Regions from separate parts of the Homo sapiens genome. Here all the other regions are linked to region 3. A link is a contact called in ENCODE Hi-C or POLR2A ChIA-PET data. All regions are on one chromosome and are shown on one strand. Each heading gives the region's core, a stretch centred on a gene start or an enhancer-like site at or near the end of the contact. The rest is flanking DNA. Distances are from core to core; before and after follow the strand shown.

Region 1 (3,731 bases), core at 387-2,886, 110 kb before region 3:
ATATCTCCACTCCAGGCCCATATCTCCAACCCACGCCCATATCTCCACCTCCAGGCACATATCTCCACCCCACGCCCGTATCTCCACTCCAGTCCCATATCTCCACTCCCGGCCCATGTCTCCACCCCATGCCTATATCTCCACTCCAGTCCCATATCTCCACTCCAGGCCCATATCTCCACTCCAGACCCATATCTCCACTCGGCCCATGTCTACACTCCAGGCCCATATCACCACCTCCAGGCCCATATCTCCACTCCAGGCCCATATCTCCACCTCCAGGCCCGTATCTCCACTCCAGACCCATATGTCCACTCCAGGCCCATATCTCCACTCCAGGCCCATATCTCCACTCCAGGGCCATATCTCCACTCCAGGCTCATATCTCCACTCCAGGCCCATATCTCCACTCCAGGGCCATATCTCCACTCCAGGCTCATATCTCCACTCCAGGCCCATATCTCCACTCCAGGGCCATATCTCCACTCCAGGCCCAGATCTCCACCTCCAGGCCCGTATCTCCACTCTAGTCCCATATCTCCACTCCAGGCCCATATCTCCACCTCCAGGCCCATAACTTCACTCCAGGCCCATAACTCCACTCCAGGCCCATATCTCCACCTCCAGGCCCATATCTCCACTCCAGGGCCATATCTCCACTCCAGGCTCATATCTCCACTCCAGGCCCATATCTCCACTCCAGGGCCATATCTCCACTCCAGGCCCAGATCTCCACCTCCAGGCCCCTATCTCCACTCTAGTCCCATATCTCCACTCCAGGCCCATATCTCCACCTCCAGGCCCATAACTTCACTCCAGGCCCATAACTCCACTCCAGGCCCATATCTCCACCTCCAGGCCCATATCTCCACTGCAGACCCATATCTCCACTCCAGGCCCATATCTCCACTCCAGGCCCAGATCTCCACTCCAGGCCCAGATCTCCACTCCAGGCCCAGATCTCCACCTCCAGGCCCCTATCTCCACTCTAGTCCCATATCTCCACTCCAGGCCCATATCTCCACCTCCAGGCCCATAACTTCACTCCAGGCCCATAACTCCACTGCAGACCCATATCTCCACTCCAGGCCCATATCTCCACTCCAGGACCATATCTCCACTCCAGGCTCATATCTCCACTCCAGGCCCGTATCTCCACCTCCAGGCCCATAACTTCACTCCAGGCCCATAACTCCACTCCAGGCCCATATCTCCACTCCAGTCCCATATCTCCACTCCAGTCCCATATCTCCACCCTAGGCTCCTACCTCCCCTCCAGGTTCCTATCTCTCCTCCAGGTTCCTCTCTCCACTCCAGGTTCCTATCCCCACTCCAGGCCCATATCTCCACTCCAGGCCCAGATCTTCACTCCAGGCCCAGATCTCCACTCCAGGCGCAGATCTCCACTTCTAGGCTCATCACTCCATCTCTAGGCCCAGATCTCCACTCCAGGCCCATAACTCCACCTCCAGGCCCATATCTCCACCTCTGGGCCCAGATCTCCATCCCCACGCTCCCTCCCTCTATTCCCTTCCAGGACTCACCAACACACGCCATGATGATGACCATGAGCGACATGGTGCTGCCGGTGCAGACAGGCGGCCGCGCCCCAGCTCAGCTCAGCAGCGCACAGGATGTTATTTGGCGCCCTGCCCATGCAGTTTACATGTTGACCACATCATGGGAGGGTGACGTACGCAGGCTTTTTCTACCTTGCATGAGGCCCAGTGGGTGCTCGCTCAAGAGCAGAACATGGCTTCCTGGAAATTGCTCTCACTAGAATTGACACCTCGCGTCCTTCACTATGACCAACTCAAAACATGTCTTAGATCCAACCTCCCAAACATGAGATGCCTAAAATCTGTGCTAACATGAAAGACTTTTCATGAATTTTTATTGTTTTTATCTGAGATTCGAACTCTTCTTCCTGTGTAATATGCAAAATATCTAATAGGTATTATTAGTGTTTTCAGAGTCATTGTGACTAATAAACCATTAGAATTGTTCATGCTTGTATTTCTAGTATTACAGCAGAACCAGTTCAAATGATTTAAATTCCCAGGGAAGGATTATGCAATTATTTACAATCTTAGAATTGTACTTTATCAGCAAAAACCACACATGTAAATTCTGGATTTTTGTAGTTTTATCTATAATTTGTCTCATGACTCAAGATTCCAGAGTCCCAACTCTGGAGTTTGCTCTCTCTCTGTCTCTCTGCCTCCCTCATTTTAAATTTTACAGAAATATCCAGTAACATAATGCTATAGAAAATCAAGTTTCCCCCAGCAGGTCGGGAAGCCGAGGTGGGCGGATCAACTGAGATGAGGAGATTGAGAGCAGCCTGGCCAACACAGTGAAACCGCGTCTCTGCTAAAAATTCAAAAATTAGCCATGCCTGGTGGCAGGCACCTGAAACGCCAGCTACTCAAGAGACTGAGGCACGAGAATCGCCTGAACCTGGGAGGCGGAAGTTGCAGTGAGCTGAGATTGCTCCACTACAGTCCCGCCTGGGCGACAGAGCAAGACTCCGCCTCAAGAAAAAAAAATAGCAAGTAGCCTATAATAACAAATTAGAGGGCTCTGGCTACTAAATTTAAAGGGTTTTATAAGGCTACATGAAGTGCAGCATCCTCAAGAGTGTGGACACAGAGAGCCCCTTAGCAGAAACAGTGTCTAAAATACATCCGTGTACACACAGTCCCTTTAGAGTTGACAAAGGCTGCCGTGTGGTTTAAGGTGGCATAGAATGTCTTCTTAATAAATAATATTAAACCAAAGGGTTACACGTAGGAAAAAATAAATCTAAACTTATTCTCACACTATAAAAACACTTCTTACTTTTTATCTAGTTATTGTACATTTTTTATGATTTATATTTAAAATTGAGAAATAAAAGTCATATACGGTCATCCTTTACTATTCGTGGGTGATTGGTTTCAGGATCTCCACTCAGGTACCAAAATCTGCAGATGCTCAAGCCTCTTACATAAAATGACACAGCATTTGGATATAACCCATGCACATCCTCCTGTATACATGAAATCATCTCTTGATTACTTATAATTCCTGATACAGCCTACACACTGCCTCATTTGTGTCCATTCAACATAGTTTTGCATTTTGAAACTTTGTGGACATTTTCTCTGAATATTTTTGATTTACACTTGGTTCAATAAACACCTGTAAACCCCACAGATATGGAGGAGCGACTGTATATTTATAGTATGAAATATGATGTGTTGATATGTGTCCCCGTGGAGATGAGACTAGCAAGGCTTATGACTCTACAAATGTTTCATCGTGGAATGACTCTGCCAGCTTTCCAGGTTGCAGAGAGTAAGAATATCACTTGTTCATGTGATTCACGATCCTTGGAACCTCCTATGTGCTGCATCTTTGGATGGAAATTGGAGTCCCAGAGACAAATGAGGCTCCACCCTGCTTCCAGAAGCTCAGAGTCCAGGGGTGAGAACCCAGCGGAGAACAGATGGGGTTATGTGGACATGGTAATGATAACAGCGGTTTCTTTCAGCGAATACAGTGTCACATTACCTGAAGCAATGAGGGCAGACATGTTTATTTGAAGAGGAGACAGCTACATTGAAATCACAAAAAATTTTATAAGTTTCACTGCTGACAGAAGGCTGGAAAATAGTCCGAAGAAAGGTGAAACAGCATGAGGGAAGGTGGAACAGCACGTGGGTAAGTGCCACGTCAAGAGGGAGCCT
Region 2 (3,888 bases), core at 710-3,209, 79 kb before region 3:
CATCTGCAGGGCTGCATTCCCTCTGGAGACTCGGGAGAATCAGTTCCATTGATTTCTCCAGCCCCTTCGTGGCTCGTGGTCTTCCTCCACCTTCAAAGCCCACAGTGGCTGGTGGAGTATCCCACGATGCTGCTCTAATCCCCATTCTCCTCTTCCTTCTCCACTCATATGGACCCTTGTGATTACACTGAGCCCAGTGGGAGAGTCCAGGCCATCTCCCCATCTCAAGGTCAACTCATCAACAACCTGAGCTCCATCTTCCCCTTCAGTCCCCTGCCCTATAACATAGTCACAGGCTCCAAGGATTACAATGTGGCCATCGATGGGGACAGTTATTCTTTCCAACACAGCACCCATTCCCCTGTATTCAATCCCCCTTTACCCCAAATATAGTTGGGGCCTGGATGATCGGACTCTGGTGGACACCCCCACCAGAAGCTCTGGGACTCAGGAGGTGGGACAAGGAGAAGCCCAGACAGGAGCCCTCTGACCTGTGACCATGATCACCAGGGGGTTGCTGGGTGCCGACCACTCAGTGGGGGAGTGCGGGTGAAAACCTCGACATCTGTAGGTCCCTGCGTGTGCTGGGGTCACAGGGCTAATGAGGAAACTGTTCCAGAATATTCTGTTGTAGAGCTCAGGGACAGGGACCCCATCTTTCTTGTACAGCGTGAAGATGTTAAACCCACGACGATAGTGACACCGAAGAGTCACGTGTCCTCCTTGAGGCACCACAGCGCTGGGCCAGGCAGAGCAGAAGGGCTTGTCCTGACCACCTTGGGGAGAAGGAGATGCCGCCTCAGAGAGGAGTATGTTGAGCTGCCCCTCCCTCCCTGTGCTCAGAAGATTCTCCCCATTTCTTCTTTCTAAGGCTCCTACCACACCTGGGTGCCTGGGGCTACAGGAAGGACCCATCCCGCATAGACGTGGCGTCTCCCTACAACAAAAGTGTCAGTTGAGAACTGAGCAGGTGCTGAGTAAGGGACTCTTACTAGATTTTAATACTGCAAGATTAGTTACACCAAAGAACACAAAGTAGACATGGGGTGGAGGGTATGACCTTTGTGAATGGAATATTAGCTAATGCCTGAACCACAATAAACAACTGAGCTCCATCAGAGGATTTGGAATGGCAGGGTCGTGGCTGTGGTTCCCCCACCTCTTCTGGCAGAATGACAGCAGCCACACTGCAGCCCCTACCGTCATGGAAACGCTGGAGGGTGTGAGTTACCCTCTTGTCCTCAGAGGACCTGCTGTTCCTAACACTGCTACCCTTCCCTCCTCTGTCGGTGACACCACATCCCCCCACACACCCCAGCTTTGAGCACCTCAGTATCCCGCCTGGGCCACACAGAGCTCAACTCAGCCATGGGGAAGAAAGGCTGGGGAGGGCTAAGACAAAACAGAGGGCTGAGCATACCAGGATCTCCTCTTACTAGTTCATGAGAGACTCCCAGGATCTCCTCTTACTAGTTCATGAGAGACTCCCAGGATCTCCTCTTACTAGTTCATGAGAGACTCCCCCCAGGCCTTCCCATGGTCAGCCCATCAGCCCACCCTCTGTGCTGCCTCCCTCCCATTTCTGGAAAATTCACTTGTATTGGGGTGAAGATGGCAACCCATCATTTGGGGAAGGACTCACCCACGTGTGCCCACACACTCTGGTCCAAGAAGAACCCTGCAAAGAAAGATCATGATGAACTATTCATCTCGGCAGCAACCTACCCTTTCCTCCTGAGCCACTGGGCGCCACGCTGGACTGAAAATTAACTCATCCTCACCACTCACTTGCTTCAGAACATGGCTCTCTGCTGGGGAGACACCCAATCTGCAGGCCCATAGTGTAACCCTGGTGCTCCTTCCCTTCCAGGACTCACCAAGACATGCCAGGATGATGACCGTGGGTGACATGGACATGGTGCAGCTTCTGCTGCCAGGACGCAGTGACTCGGCTCGACTGACCGGTGCAGAGGATGTGGTGAGGGGCCCGGATCGTGCAGTTGACACATTGACCACAACATGTGAAGGGGACATAGGTAGGCTTCTTCTACGTCATATGAGGTTCAAGTGGTGAATCAGTCAAGGGAGGAATGAGGGTTTCTGAAAACTGCAGACTAGACTTGTCACTTCACATCATGCGCAACGGCCAGGCTCAAAACACATCTCAGACTCACTTACCCCTGCACGGGACGATTGAATTCTGCACTCACATGAGGAAATTTGATGTATTTTTTTTTGTTTCTACCTGAGATTCAAACTCTCCTTGATATGTAATATGCAAAATACCTAATAGGTTTTATTAACACTATAGAGCAATCGTATTAAATAAATCATCATAATTTTCCATGGTTGTATTTTTCCTGTTAAGCCAGAAACAGATAAAATGATTTAAATCCCAGTAGAAAAGACTATATAGTTATTTCGCATCATAGAATTCCACCTTATTAGCAAAAACACAATATGTCAATTGAAGGTCTGGTCGTGTTATCTAGAATTTGTCTTATGACACAAGAGTCCAAATTCACAGTTCCCTGTCTCCCTTTTTGTCTCTCTGTAACGTGTGCTTTTTTTCTCCCTGTGTTGTTTGTGTGTCTTTCTTTCTCTCTCTCATTTGAGGAAAAAATATCAGACTGATAACATCCTCCAACTTGATACTGGAATATTGCAATAACTGAAGGTTGAAATCTACACATTTAATGTGCTGTCATTCTTACAAATGTCTCTTATTTACACCTATCTTTCTGGAGTTTGTAAGAACTTTTTCACTATGCATTTTAAATTTGTAAAACTCATAATTTTTAAAAAGGGATGGGTCTCACTGTTTGCCCAGGGTGGCCTTTACTCATTCTATAAGGCTGGCATCACCCTGATACTAAAGACAGAAAAGAACATTAAACAAAAGAAAACTACATGCCAATATTCCTGATGAACATAGAGGCAAAAATCCACAAAAAATACTAAGAACTGAATCCCGCAGCATATCAAAAAGTGAATCCACCATGATCAAGTCAACTTTATTCTTAGGGTGCAAGGTTGGTTGAACATACACAATCAATACATGTGATTCATCACCTAAACAAAACTAAAAACAAAAACCACATGATCTTCTCAACACACATGTAGAACATACTTTTTACTAAGCATTTCTTCATGTTAAAAGCCCTCAACAAGCTAAGCATTGAAGAAACATAACTCAATATAATAAGAGCCGCCTGTGACAAACCCACAACCAACATCATACTGAATGAGTAAAAGCTGGAAGAAGTTCCCTTCATAAGTGAAACAAGACAAGAATGCCCACTCTCACCATCCTATTCAACATAGTACTTGAAGTCCTAGACAGAGCCATCAGGAAAGAGAAAGAATTATAAGGCATCCAAGTAAGAAGAGAGTAGCAGAGAGAGGTAGTCAAATTACCTCTGTTTGAAGATGAGATAATTTCTATACCTAGAAACCCCATAGTCTCTGCCCAAAGGCTCCTACATCTGAGAAACAAACTTCAGCACAGTTTAAGGGCAGAAAGTCAATGTACAGGCTGGGTGTGGTGTCTCAGCCTGAAATCTAGCACTTTGGGAGGGCGAAGCGGGTGGATCACCTGAGGTCTGGAGTTCGAGACCAGCCTGGCCAACATGGCGAAACCCTGTCTCTACTAGAAACACAAATATAGCCGGACGGGGTGGTACGCAACTGTAGTCCCAGCTGCTTGGGAGGCTGAGTCAGGAGAACCGCTTGAACCTGGGAGGCAGAGGTTGCAGTGAGCGGAGATCACGCCATTGCACCTCAGCTTGGGCAACAACAGTGAAACTGCATCTCAAAAAAAAAACCAAAACAAATTTAATTAATGAGGAAAAGGGTATTTGTGGTGTCCATCATGATGTTTTCATATAG
Region 3 (3,753 bases), core at 666-3,165:
CAGACAGAAAGCCTCTGACCTGTGACCATGATCACCACAGGGTTGCTGGGTGCCGACCACCCAGTGGGGGAGTGTGGGTGTGAACTGCAACATCTGTAGGTCCCTGCATGTGCTGGGGTCACAGGGCCCATGAGAAAGCTGTTCCGGAATATTCTGTTGTAGAGCTCAGGGACAGGCATCCCGTCTTCTTTGGACAGACTGAATTCATTAAACCCAAGACGAGAGCGACACTGAAGAGTCACATGTTGTCCTTCAGACACCACAGTGCCGGGCCAGGCAGAGAGGAAGGGCTTGTCCTGACCACCTGGGGGAGAAGGAGGCACCACCTTAGAGAGGAGGATGTGGAGCCGCCCCTCCCTCCCTGTGCTCAGAAGATTCTCCCATTTCCACGTTTCTAAGGCTCCTACCACACCTGGGTGCCCAGGGCTACAGGAAGGACCCATCCCGCATAGACATGGCGTCTCCCTACAGCAAGTGTCAGCTGAGAACTTTGAGCAGGTGCTGAAGAAGCGACTCTTACTAGATTTTAACACTGCAAAATTACTTACATAAAAGAACACAAGGTAGACACAGGATGGAGGGCATGATCAGCTAATGCATGAACCATAATAAACAACTGAGCCCCTATTAGAAGATCTGGAATGTCAGGGTCATGACTGTGGTTCCCCCACCTCTTAGGTAGAATGACAGCAGCCACATTGCAGCCCCTACCGTCATGGAAACGCTGGAGGGTGTGAGTTATGCTCTTGTCCTCAGAGGCCTGTTGTTCCTTGCACTGCTTCTCTCCCTTCCTCTGCCGGTGACACCACTTCCTCCCTGCACACCACTCCTTTGAGCACTTCAGTCTCCCCCTGGGTCCCCACAGACTCAGCCAAGGGAAAGAAAGGCCGGGGAGGGCTAGGACAGAACTGTGGCGAAGCTTCCCCTGGCTTCCTTTTCCTAGTTCATGAGAGATTCCCACATGGCTTCCCATGGTCAGCCCATCAGTCAACCCCCTGTGTCGCCTGCCTCCCGTTTCAGGAGCATCATCTTATGTGGGGAGATGACAACCTAAGGTTTGGGGGAAGGACTCACCCACATGTGGCCAGGGCCCCTCCAGCAAGAAGAACCCTGGAAAGAAAGATCATGATGGATGATCCATCTGTACATCACCTCCAGGCCCATATCTCCACTCCAGGCCCATATCTCCACCTCTAGGCCCATATCTCCACTCCAGGCCTATATCTCCACCTCCGTCCTATATCTCTACTCCAGGCCCATATCTCCACTCCAGGCCTATATCTCCACCTCCGTCCTATATCTCTACTCCAGGCCCATATCTACACTCCAGGCCCATATCTCCACCTCCAGGCCTGTATCTCCACCTCCAGGCCCGTGTCTCCATTCCAGGCCCATATCTGCACTCCAAGCCAACATCTCCACTCCAGGCCCGTATCTCTACTCCAGGCCCATATCTACAGTTCCAGGCCCATATCTCCACCTCCAGGCCCATATCTCCACTCTAGGCCCATATCTCCACCTCCAGGCCCGTATCTCAATTCCAGGTCCATATCTGCACTCCAAGCCAATATCTCCACTCCAGGCCCATATCTACAGTTCCAGGCCCATATCTCTACTCCAGGCCCATATCTCTACTTCAGGCCCATATCTACAGTTCCAGGCCCATATCTCCACTCCAGGCCCATATCTCCACCCCAGGCCCATATCTCCACTCCAGGCCTATATCTCCACTCCAGGCCCATATCTCCACTCCAGGCCCAGATCTCCACTCCAGGCCCAGATCTCCACCCCAGCGCTCCCTCCCTCGATTCCCTTCCAGGACTCACCAACACACGCCATGCTGACGACCATGAGCGACATGGTGCTGCCGGTGCAGACAGGCGGCTGCGCCCCAGCTCAGTTCAGCAGCACACAGGATGTTGTGAGGGGCTCATGCAGTTTACATGCTGACCACATCATGGGAGGATGACGTATGCAGGCTATTTCTACCTTGCATGAGGCCCAGTGGCTGTTTGGTCAAGAGCGGAACATGGCTTCCTGGAAATTGTTCCAACTAGAATTGACACCTTGCATCCTTCACTATAACCAACTCAAAACACGTCTCAGATCCAATCTCTCATACAGGAGATGACTGAATGCTTGGCTTACATTAAAGACTTTTGATGTATTTTTGTTGTTTTTATCTGAGATTCAAACTCTTCTTCATGTGCTATTTTCCCCAGGCTGTTCTTTGACTTCAGAGTTCAAGCAATCCTCCTGCCCCAGCATTTCTAGCAGCTGGCAGTATGTCACAATCTGCCACACCCAAGTCACAACTTTTAGAACTTTTTTTTTTTTTGAGACGCAATCTCACTTCGTCACCCAGTTTGGAATGCAGTGGTGAGACCTCGGCTCATTGCAGCCTCCACCTCCCAGGTTCACGCAATTCTCGTGCCTCAGCCTCCTAAGTAGCTGGATTTACAGGCACCCACCATCACGCCCACCTAATTTTTGTACTTTTAGTAGAGAGGAGGTTTCTCCATGTTGGCCAGGCTGGTCTTGAACTCCTAACCTCAAGTGATCTGTCTACTTCAGCCTCCCAAAGTGCTGAGATTACAGGTGTGAGCCACCATGCCTGGCCGGGACATTCTATATGTGTGCGTATGTGTGCGTTTATATACATATGGTTATACACACACACACACACACACACCCTAAGCACTCACATATATAGTTGTTTCAAATTTTAAAAAATATAAATTTTGTATTTTTCTTTCTTTTTCTCACATTTGTGTTTCTATGACACCATATACATATTGAATTTTATAGTTCTATTTTATTCTTTTGGATTGCAGTTTAATAGTCCATACATAACTTTATCAACATGTAATTATCCACTCTTTTTATCATGGACATTTGTGTTGTTTCCGGATTTTCTCTTTTATAACTCGGGCCTTGATAATCGTGTTTCTGTGTGATCCCTTGCATACATATGCTGAATTAATTAGACATATTTACCTAGGAATGAAATTATTGGTTTTGGGTGCAAGTTGGTGTTGAGCTTAACCAGGAAGTGCCAAAATATTTCCATCATGACCAAATGTGGCCTGGAAAGTTTTTTGGGGTCAATTTTCCTGTTTCTTCTAAGGAACAAAATTGATGTCACTGATTTTTCTGTCCTGTTTGTCATTTATGAATATACGTACATATGCACGTATATATTTGCTTGCCATTTTATGTTTTTCCTCGACGTTACTTTGGAATTAATTTGCTGATGTGTAGTATTTCTGCAAGCGAAAGTTACCTATTTACTCAGCTCTTCCTTCTTTTCTAACACAGACATTTGAGGCTTATTTTCCTTTAACACTGTTCTATCTGTATCCCCAGTCATTTGCCGAGATGTGTTTTCATTTTTAATTGATACAAAATATTTTCCACCTTTCTTTGAAATGTTTTTCTTCCACTCATTGTTTATTGCTATGTGTGTTTATTAATTTTAAAATATTTGATAATTTCCCCAGCATTTCCTTGTTGTACATTTATAATTTAATTCAACTGTTTCATCTATCATATTACCTATGATTCAGCATTTAAAAATTTATTTTGGTGAATGTTCCAGGGGTGCTAGACAAGTTTGTGGATTAGGAAGATTTGAGGTGGATGTTTTCTAAATGTCAGTTAAGAAAAAAATCATTCAAATGTTTTTCTTTATTTAAAAAAAATAGAGACGGGGTCTCACTATGGTGCCCAGGCTGGTCTCAAACTCCTGGCCTC

The links. Hi-C counts contacts between places; a loop is a spot of excess contacts on that map. ChIA-PET counts read pairs that join two places held with the same protein, here RNA polymerase II (POLR2A). Pooled maps may share reads with other maps.
Region 1: a pooled map shows a loop between it and region 3 (10-fold over the local background). The contact joins the promoter of KIR2DS4 here to the promoter of KIR3DL3 in region 3. A Hi-C loop is called at or near these places in 27 of 168 maps with a recorded cell type or tissue (A673, B cell, CD14-positive monocyte and 18 more), 4 of 37 single-sample maps with no recorded cell type and 30 of 50 pooled maps. POLR2A ChIA-PET finds 5 or more read pairs at or near these places in 1 of 52 experiments (common myeloid progenitor, CD34-positive).
Region 2: a pooled map shows a loop between it and region 3 (2.9-fold over the local background). The contact joins the promoter of KIR2DL4 here to the promoter of KIR3DL3 in region 3. A Hi-C loop is called at or near these places in 1 of 37 single-sample maps with no recorded cell type and 2 of 50 pooled maps.

The regions. Positions count from the first base shown.
Region 1 is chr19:54,830,612-54,834,342 of GRCh38, reverse strand. KIR2DS4 (killer cell immunoglobulin like receptor, two Ig domains and short cytoplasmic tail 4 (gene/pseudogene)) reads right to left here and starts at 1,636. Exons shown (of 7, transcript NM_001281972.2): 1 at 1,545-1,636. The coding sequence starts at 1,578. KIR3DL1 (killer cell immunoglobulin like receptor, three Ig domains and long cytoplasmic tail 1) reads right to left here. Exons shown (of 9, transcript NM_013289.4): 9 at 3,565-3,731.
Region 2 is chr19:54,801,681-54,805,568 of GRCh38, reverse strand. KIR2DL4 (killer cell immunoglobulin like receptor, two Ig domains and long cytoplasmic tail 4) reads right to left here and starts at 1,959. Exons shown (of 7, transcript NM_001080770.2): 1 at 1,878-1,959; 2 at 1,643-1,678; 3 at 492-776. The coding sequence starts at 1,917.
Region 3 is chr19:54,722,604-54,726,356 of GRCh38, reverse strand. It overlaps KIR3DL3 (killer cell immunoglobulin like receptor, three Ig domains and long cytoplasmic tail 3), which reads right to left and starts at 1,915. Exons shown (of 8, transcript NM_153443.5): 1 at 1,827-1,915; 2 at 1,075-1,110; 3 at 20-304. The coding sequence starts at 1,860.